2 separate regions of the Homo sapiens genome follow, and region 2 is linked to region 1. A link is a contact called in ENCODE Hi-C or POLR2A ChIA-PET data. All regions are on one chromosome and are shown on one strand. Each heading gives the region's core, a stretch centred on a gene start or an enhancer-like site at or near the end of the contact. The rest is flanking DNA. Distances are from core to core; before and after follow the strand shown.

What was found. Hi-C counts contacts between places; a loop is a spot of excess contacts on that map. ChIA-PET counts read pairs that join two places held with the same protein, here RNA polymerase II (POLR2A). Pooled maps may share reads with other maps.
Region 2: a map of gastrocnemius medialis shows a loop between it and region 1 (2.7-fold over the local background). The contact joins two enhancer-like sites. A Hi-C loop is called at or near these places in 6 of 168 maps with a recorded cell type or tissue (PC-9, ascending aorta, gastrocnemius medialis and 3 more) and 2 of 50 pooled maps. POLR2A ChIA-PET finds 5 or more read pairs at or near these places in 2 of 52 experiments (PC-9 and activated CD4-positive, alpha-beta T cell).

Annotation. Positions count from the first base shown.
Region 1 is chr9:121,983,234-121,987,960 of GRCh38, reverse strand. All of the region lies in intron 4 of TTLL11 (tubulin tyrosine ligase like 11), which reads left to right. Among named protein-coding and RNA genes, the nearest start is that of TTLL11, 110 kb to the left of the region's middle. RefSeq lists an enhancer at 1,724-2,225. Within about 2 kb of position 1,843, at least 9 of the 41 ENCODE cell types and tissues checked have a DNase peak (open chromatin) inside an H3K27ac peak, as active enhancers do; they include ascending aorta and gastrocnemius medialis, where a contact is called at or near this core.
Region 2 is chr9:121,771,766-121,776,492 of GRCh38, reverse strand. It overlaps DAB2IP (DAB2 interacting protein), which reads right to left. Exons shown (of 16, transcript NM_001395010.1): 12 at 2,998-3,886; 13 at 2,081-2,233; 14 at 102-295. Among named protein-coding and RNA genes, the nearest start is that of DAB2IP, 120 kb to the right of the region's middle. Within about 2 kb of position 3,477, at least 12 of the 41 ENCODE cell types and tissues checked have a DNase peak (open chromatin) inside an H3K27ac peak, as active enhancers do; they include ascending aorta and gastrocnemius medialis, where a contact is called at or near this core.

The DNA.
Region 1 (4,727 bases), core at 594-3,093:
TGTGACATCCAAGTGGAGAGATTAAGGGGACAATTGGCTATTTGGAGCTTGGAGTTCAGGAGACAGAGGCCTGGGTTGGGGACAGAGATGAGAACTCATCAGCAAATGGTGACCAAAGAGGGTGACGAGAAGACTGAGAAGACACCTGTGGGAATCACATTTCACTAAGGGAAAGGCAGGGGAGGGGGAGGGAGCCAGGAAAGGAGGCCAAGAAGCAGTGTCTTGAGATAGAATAAATATCAGGAGAGAAGGAGCCGGAATGGCAAGGATGAGGTGCCTGGGGAAGCAGACAGGGTCAGCGCTTCAAATGCTGCTGAGACGCCGGGCAAGACCAGCACTGAAACTGTCCTCTCCACTCGTAAGGAGTTGACTGGAGACTTCAGTGAGAATTGTCTTCAGCAGAGCGATGGAGCCAGGGCCAGAGTCTGGTGGACTCAGCCAGAGTGTGGGAGGGAAGGGAATGAGGCTGGAACATTCTTACAGGCCATTCAGCTGTGACAGTGCAGGGTGGGGAGACGTGGTGTCCAGACACTCCATAGGTACACACTTTCCTGCCCCCAGATCAATCAGTGTGGGTAGGAGGAGAGAAGAAGGGGTACCTCTGGGACCCTCTCCATCTAATCCTTAAAGTCATTTTGTAGCATTTGATATATATGAAAAAAGAATACATGGAACATACTTGTAAGCCATGAAGCCAAACAACAAAATGATTATCTCAAACCTTCCTCCCAACCCAAGATCTCCAACTAGTGTGTTTCTGCCCCAAACCATGTCCCTGCCCAGCCCTGGGGTAGACATTACCCTGAATTTTATGTTGATTATTTCCTTGCTTTTGAAAATACTTTTATTAGGCATGAATGTATCCCTAAACAATATATTGTTTTGTTTTGCTTGTTTTTGAGTTTTATAAAAATGCTATTATAAAGTATGGCGTCTTCTGCAACATTCTTTTCCACTACACATAAGGTTTCCAAGGTCCACCCATGCTGGTGGGGGTCGTGGGTACTGCCTCATTTGCACTGTTATAGATTCCATTGTGAATATGCACAATTTATTATCAGTTCTTCTGTCAAGGAACATTTGGGTTATTTCCAGTCTATGGCAAGCAGGTGACAGGTCTCTTGGGACAAGAAGTGAGAACGGAGGGAGTGGGGCAGTGTCTCTAGTGGATGGGGCATTCATTCAACAGCAGAAGAGGAGGCTGGTCCCAAAGTGCAGCCTCAAACCCAGAGAGGACACCCCAGGGGCTAGGCGCCAGCCAGCAGGATTTCCAGGCAGGCTGGCGGCACCTTTTGGAGGGCTATTCAGGCCATGATCAGTACCAGGAAGGGGTAATTGCCACCCAGAAATCTGTCCTGAGAAACTGGACCCCTGGCCTTTGGTTCCCAGGGAGGATGCACAGCTCAGCCATCAGGTAGGTGGCTTAAAACATTAGAAAGGAGAAAAGGGAAGAACTTAGAGGTAGGGCCAGAGAAAACAAGTCCTGACGTAAGCCATCAAAAAGCTAGGGTCAAGGAGATAAGTTGCAACGTGGACACGTCCAGGGGTCATCCCGGGGGACCATGTGGTCAGATCTGTTTGACAATGACAGCTATTCTAGGACTATCATGTGGGCCCGGCATGCAGAGCCAAGCCACAGAGCCCTGGCTTGGACCGAGTGGCAGGGTGGAGGGCCAGGCTGGTTGTTTTGCTGCATGTCTTGCTATGGACAGGCCACATGGGGCAGCCATCAGTGGGGCCCAAGCTGTGGGGAGCTGGTGGAGGGGGCAGACAGGGAGGGAGCCACTGGTTTGGACAGATCATGTCTGCAAGTGGAACCACAGTCTTGGGACTGTTTCCCACTGCTTGACCACACTAAATGCTTCCAGGCCTGGGCCAGAGGAGGAGCATGGGGGGAGACGCCAGGATCAAGGAAGCGCTTTTCCTCTTCCCAGCTGTGCGAACTTGGGCATGTTTCTTCACCACTCTGAGCCTCTGCTTCTTTCTCTGTAAATCACCTACGCTCACTTCCCTGCCTGCCTTTTATTGTGAAGTAATGTGGGTGACAACACTTTGACAGGGTATAAGGTGTTAGATATTTGGAATTTGTCTTACCATACATTTCAGATTCCCAGTCATTAAGGGAGAAAATGGTATCCTTGGGCCGGGCGCGGTGGCTCACGCCTGTAATCCCAGCACTTTGGGAGGCCGAGGCAGGCGGATCACGAGGTCAGGAGATCGAGTCCATCCTGGCTAACATGGTGAAACCCCATCTTTACTAAAAAAAATTACAAAAAATTAGCCGGGTGTTGAGGCAGGCACCTGTAGTCCCAGCTACTTGGGAGGCTGAGGCAGGAGAATGGTGTGAACCCGGGAGGCGGAGCTTGCAGTGAGCCGAGATCGCGCCACTGCACTCCAGCCTGGGTGACAGAGCGAGACTCAGTCTCAAAAAAAAAAAAAAAAAAAAAGAAAAGAAAATGGTATCCTTTTCTCCTTGGAGCCCTCTCTTACTTTATTCTTATCACTTGTAAGAACACTTTTGAGTTTGGGTCTCACATACCTGAGCTGACTTGGAACCTAGAGATTAAGGGACCCGGTTAGGTTCTGCCATTGACTTGCTGTGTATTCTTGTATAAGTCACTTAACTTCTCTGTGCCTCATCTTCCTTGCCTACCTCAAAGGGTTGTTGTCAAATTCCAATGAGATAAAGATTGTGAATGGCTTTTCAAGCTGTAATGTTCCGTGCAGATAGAACACATGACTTCTTTGCCACACAGCCCCTCTCGCTTGTTGCCTGGGCTTGACTCAGATTGCAGCATTCCAGAACATAAACTCTAGCCAAAGAAATTACATTTATCTTAAACATGTGACGGTGACCCCTTTCCAATCATAGCCACAATAACTACTTGGGAAATTGTGATGGCACAGAGCAGTTGCGGGCACTGCTCAGGCTGTGGGCAGGTTTCCTGTAATCTGCTGCTGAGGAACGTGGCTTCCCTGTCATTCCAGCCTGTCCCCTGTCATTGCCTAGGTAGCTCCCAGCAACATATCCTCATGTCAGCCTTCTTGAGGGTACCAGTGTGACTCTGACTTATACAGCAAGGCCTGTCTCAGTGTAGATGAATCATATGGCAGAAATAACACATGCAGAGGAAAGGCTTCCAGCTCAGCTTTCAAGAACGTTCTTTCCCAGTTCCATTGCTTGGTCTGTATCTTCTTCTAGCTCCCTGTATCTAATTATCTCCTTGGCCATGATCCTTTTGCTTAGATGCCTGAAGGAGATGCTCTTCCTAAATCCTAAGATGTTTCTCCTCTTTATTCTTTGTTTTTTTGACCTCCTCCTTACCCTTCAGCCAGTCACCCCAAGGGAAGAAGGCCAAGGAGCAATGCAGTGAGTGGTCAAGGGCTTGGATTTGGTTCTTAGACGGCCTGGGTTTGGGCTAACCCTGGCACCTCTAGCTGGTCTGCTTGGCAAGTTAACAATTCTTAGTCTCAGCTTCCTTATCTGCAGTTAGAGACCATATTTGTACCTCCCTCTCAGAATTATTGTAAGCACAAATAAGAGCAAACTAGGAAGAATATTTAGCACAGCACCTAACACATAGGAATCACTTAATAAATGACAGTTTTTATGTTTATTCCATTGTTTGTTATCTGTAACCACAACAGCTCTCAAATTTGTCTATGATGAAGTGCCTTAAAGTTGTAAGAAACCATGAAATATTCACATTTTAAACCTAACAGGAACACAAGTGTTCCAAGGAGTATAGTTTGAAAACCATCTCCTTAGCCTGGCATTTGTCACCCCTGACCCCAACCCCAGTCTAGCTTCCCTGTACCCTCCCTGAGCTCTGCAGTCTTGAAAAACAGATCCAATTGCTGTCTTGGACATAATTTGTGCTTTCCCATTGCTGCCCTTTGATTCTCTTCTGTCTCGGCTGACCTGGCATGCTCTCTCTCATTCTTGCTGTTTCTTGAACTTCAACGCCTTCTAAGGTGCTATTCAAGCCCCACCTCCTAGATAAACCCTTTCTCCAGAAACAACTTCTGATATTTCAGCTTTTTCTTCCTTTGGACTCTAACACATTCCCTGGGCACCCACTAAGACAAGCCCTGAGCTAGTATGGGCATGTGGTTATGGATAAGACAAGGTCCCTGCTCTGAGGGGGCACACAGTGTAATGGGGAGAGCTGACTCATGAGAACTCCAGTCCCTTGTAAGAAAGAAATGCTATGAGAGGGTCCATGTGGGATGCTGGGAGAGCCCAGAAAAGGGAGTCGCTAACTTTGCCTAACCCTGTCAGGGAAGGCTTCCCAGAGGAGGAGATGCTTAAGCTGGAGCGTAAAGCATGAAGAAGGGTTTGCCAAGCAGAATATGATAGAAGGATACACTCCAGTTTCCCTCCTACCTCCCTGGCTGCTGCTTCTCAGCCTCTTCTTCTGGACCTGTCAGTGTTGGAGAGTCTCAGGCCTCCATCCTTGGAAAGGTGTCCCCCTATTCACAATCACTCCTAAATGATCCCGCGTAGCCCCCATGGCCTTAAGCACCAGCTCTACGCTACTGGCGCCTATAGCTGTATTTCCAGTCCTGACCTTTCCTTGAGCTCCAGATTGGTATATCCCAGTGCCCACTTTAATTTTCTACTTGGATAGTTAATAGCCATCAAACACTGAACACGTCCAAAGTCAAGCTCTTGACTTCCTTCCCAAACCTACTCTCTATCGTCTTTACTGTTTCAGTAAACAAAT
Region 2 (4,727 bases), core at 2,228-4,727, 210 kb after region 1:
GCTTATCCTTTGAGGAGGCTCCCCGACCAGGGGCCTCCTCGAAGGCAGCGATGGCTGCCCTGCCTGTGCCTGTGGCCAGGCCAGGCAGGTGTGGGCCCCACCTGCTGATGATGCCCTTCATCTGGATGTCCTTGTCCTCCTGCTGCCGCCGCAGCCGCTCCTCGCCCTCCTCCAGCCGTGCCTGGTACTCCAGCACCAGCTTCTGCGTCGTCTCCTCCTGGCACTTGAACAGGGTCTCATACTCCTCCAGCTTCTTGGTGGAGATTCGCAGCTTGTCCTGCAGCACCGCCAGGTCCTACCAGGAGGGCAGCGTCCACGGGCACAGCACCCAGGACACAGAGAGCACAGCTTCGTCAGCCCGAGTGGGAGGAAGGGTAGGAGGGAGCCCCACTTGAAAGGCCCCAGTGGCTGTGACCCGCCCACTTCACATAGCAAGGAGATGCCCAAGGAGCCCAGCTGGTGGGGGCTGCAGCCAGACGCGTGCCTGTGCCCCACCGTGGGGCCTCCACTCCAAACTCCCAGCCTGACCTGTATGGCTACAGCGGGGATGAAGACTTAGACCCAAGTCCCAGGACTGAGGGTGTAACTAGGGCTTTGAACTTTTATATGACAAAGGTTAAAAAACCCTTGGATACATGAAGGACATGTGACAGCACCCTGAGAGGTGGGAGCTCTGCAGGAGGGGAAACTGAGGCCCAGACAAGGTGACCATGTCACATGAAGAGCGACTGACTAGCAGGGTAAGATCCCAGCTTCCCAGCCTCTGTTTGAATCTAAAGCCAGGGGGTGGCAGTGGCATGAGGAAATGGAGAGAGAGAGAACTGAAAGGCAGGTGGTCCAGGCTCTGGATCTGCCTCAGTCCAGCACAGACCCCAACCATCAGGGAGGAGCAGGGATGTGGACGAGGCTGGGAAGCGGCGTGGCTGCAGAGAGGAGTCAGGTGCTCTGCGCTGAGCGAGGAAAGGCCAACGCCGGGATCGAGAGGGGCCAGACGCCATGAGGACACAGGGATGCAAAAAGCCTGGAGTGAGGCCAGTCCTCCTCACTCCCCAGCCAAACTCTGGCTCTGGGAGCACTGTGTTCCCTGTCCCCCGGTCCCCTTCATGTAACTATGGTGAAAGCAGGTGGATGTAGCGGACCGGGGATGGTGGCGGTGGCAGGATGCAGCATGGAGACGGGCCTCGCCTGAGGCCGGGGAGAAGGAGTTCTGCCATTCTGACCCCAATACCCTTGCTCGAGAGGTTGCCACAGGCTTTCCTGGGGCCCAGCGGGGCGAGAGCATCCAGAGGGGAGTGGAGAAGCGCCTGCCGTTCTGGGGCCTGCGCTGGTTCCTCCGTCTACATGGACTGCAGCTGGCAGTAGGAGACAAAAACTACCCCCAGATCCAGAGCAGCTGCCACAGCTGGAAGGCTTGGGAGACCAACGAAGCATCCCCTTGCCCCAGCAGATGGCAGAGTGTGTGGCAGAGTGAGAGTTTCATTTTTAGAGTAGATTCTTTTCCCGGGGGTGGGGAAGAAAACATCTCAATGGCAGCCTGACCCCACCCCCCAAGCTGGTAACTGCTGTTTCTTTCCCAGGCCCTGGTGGAGACCAGAGGGGTGAAGAGCCAGGCCGTGGGCAGGCACAAGCCTTGGGGGCCAGGCTGGGGTGGCTCTCCCAGCCATCCTGGGGACCCATGCCTCTGCCTCCTCAGGTACCAAGTTCCCTCAGGGGGGCTTCTATATGTCACTTGGGCACCCTCAGCCCTCAACCCCCAGGTCCTCAGGAAGCTCAACTGCCTCAGTTGCCTGGGCTAAGGAGCCTTCCCAGAGGTCCCAGGAGTCTGTATCCAAGACAATTCCCTGGTGATTCCAATCTGCAGATGGGAAGCCTCAGGTCTAAGCTGCTAATCCATCCCTCTTGTTGCTTTTCTTCCAGACCCCACTGACTGCTATTCTCACAGGGAACAGGGGCTCAGAGGTGACGGGCCCTTCACAAGGACAGCAGCACCCGTTGCTGGGGGACCTGGGGGAGAGACTCCTACCAGCTGCTGCCGGGAGGCAGCCCCGCCCTGTCCCGAGCCGCCAGGGTCCAGTTTTACCTTTTCTGCTTGGCTGAGCTCGTCCTTACTCCTTAGCCTATCCCTGTGGGGGGGGTCTGGGCCCAGGCCCTCGTCTTCTAACAACTGCGCGTTCATGGTCAAGAGCCAAGCGGCTGTGCGGTCCAGGGCATTGGGGCTCACAGGTGAAGGGCCCTACAATGAAACACAGCTGTGAGGGGCTGCAGGGAGGTGGAGGGCAAGCAGGAGGGGCGGGAGTGGCCCAGGTGAGCCACAAGGACAAGCAACTCTGGGACACGGTGGGAAGAGGGGACCTCCAGCTGACTGAGCGCCTACCGAGGCAGTCCCCACCCGGGAACTGTCTCTCAGACGGCAGCCAAAGGCAGAGCTGACAGGTGCCAGGTGGCCTCCTGAGCACCACACTCTGCTGCCAAGAGGACAGTGAGTGACCCTGCCACTGGGGGCACCGGGGCAGGCTGCACTGAGTGGGGGACAGGGCCAGGCTGGGCTGTCAGCCCAAGGCACCTCCACTCCAGACACTGCCTGCAGCCTTTGGGTGACAGGGTCATCCATGCTCCAGGTGGTTGTGCCTGAAGGCCTGTCCAGCCTGTGAAAACATTTTGGGAGGGGCGTGTGGGGGCAGAGCTGGGTAGGCGCTTCGACAGGCTTGGAACCGAAGATGAATGCACTCTCCTCCTCTTTCTCTCTGACCCCAGCCTGCCCCTAGGGGCACTGACAGAGGAGCCTGGAGTTCCCCAAGGCTACAGTGTCCCTGGTTCACAGGATTCAGGAAGAAGCCAGGGGGAGGGGGTGGTGGCGCATGTGGCAGGCTGGTGGGATGGGATGGCAGCTGGGTGAGGGTGGAGGTGAAATGACCGAGAGGAGGAGCATGGTATGGGGTATGACAGCCCCAGCTGGGCCCAAGTGCCCAGCCCTGCCCTCTGACTAGCAGCACTGACCTGCTTGTGCACTGCCCGTGGCTTCAGTTCTGGGCTGTCCCCCTTGGAGGAAGAGGACTGCTGCCTCAGGCGGGTACTGGGGCCCACCCAATCAGGTGAGGCCGACGCCAGGGTTCCGCTTGAGGGTCTTGGGTACTGCAGGGTGCTCAGCAGGTTGGGGGGCGTCCGGCCGCGGGGGGCAGGAGGTGGCGGCGGGGGTGGGGGCGGAGGCTGGTCGATCCTCCTCTGGGGGCCAGCACTGTTCTGCCGTGGCACCGTGGGCTGCCCGCCTTTTTCAGTCAGTGACATCTGTCGCCGTGCCAGCTCACCGGGCCGCCGAGCCAGCTCCTCCGCGGCAGTGCTGAAACTTCCCAGCTTGGCAGCAGCCGCCAACTCCTCGCTGTTGCTGTGTGAGCTCAGGGAGCTGTGGCCCTCAGAGCCTGAGTCGCCAAGGCCACGGGGTGACAGCGGCAGGCCAGCCGCCATCTGGTACACAGGGTTCTGGAAGGAGAGCGGTGCCAACAGCTGGGGCCGGCCTGGCGCGCCCTCGGAGGTGCCTGGTGTGGTTGGTGTCTGGCCTGCCCGCCGCACCGTGGCCAGCCCTGCCAGGTTCACTGGGGTTGCCCGGGCCGGCCACCCGGCCACCAGCTGAGCTGCAGCGGCCTGCCCATCTGTGGGGAGGACGTCGGGGCCCGCCGGGGAGCCTGCCTCCCCATCCAGCGTGCGGGCGTCCTGGAGGTCCACCATGGAGAGGCTCTTGCCACCGTTGGCCATCTGAAGATCAGGCTCGTTGGCTTCCGAGTAACTCGAGCTGCGGGCAGGTGAGGGCTGGACCCCGGAGGACCTTGTGACAAAAAACAAGTCCTTGTTTTCGGGGGTTGGAGACGGTAACCGGGTGAAATCTATCAGACTGCAGGGAGACAAGCACACACAGGGAAAGAAGGGGAAAAGAAGAACTGTGAGTGCAGCCAAGGCGGGTCCAAACCGACAGCACCCGCCAACCTGCCGGGGCCTGGCAGCCTGAGCCAGCGCTGGGGAGATGGATGCGCTGGGGTGGCAGGAGTGGGAGAATCCGGGGACCAGAGGCTGAGGCGGCTGCTCCTGCACAGAACCTCTTCTTTAGGGGCCAGCACTGCACATTTCAGGCCGCGCTGCCTGGAAGACCCCTTCCCTGTTCAGCTGCATCTTGGGACAATGGGTACTGGGGCCTGGCTTGCTCTGGAAAACTCCTCCTTAGCTAAGCCCTAAGCCACAACTCAGTGGCTCTCTGCTATCCACGGATCCTGCATTGAGAACCCCAACTTCAGAGTCACTGGGTTCCCTCTGCCTCTTCCCTCTTGTTCCTAATCAGACTGGTAACTGAAGTGGGGGCCCGGTGAAACCTCCTCTTGCCCAGCCTCCTGCTGCCGCTCCCTTGTTTGACTGGCAGGCGGGGGCTGGAGTTCCTGGCAAAAACAAGGAATGAGAGCAGGCTCTGTGGAGAGCATGACTTGGTGGGAGGGCTGCACTTGCCCTGGCCTCCTCCTCATTCTACGCTTTTCTCTGGCCTCTCCCTGGCCCCTCCCCAGAAGCTAGCTCCTTGGAAGAAAGCACAACTGTGGCGGGGTCCAGGGGGGCTTTGGAGAGAAGAATGTGGGTGGGGGGAACTGAAGGCTGCAAGGACTTGGGGGGCTTGATATGGCTTGGAATGGGGAATGGGTTGGCTTAGCCTCAGACGGAGAGGAAGTGCCACTCCCTGAGATGGGCTGCAG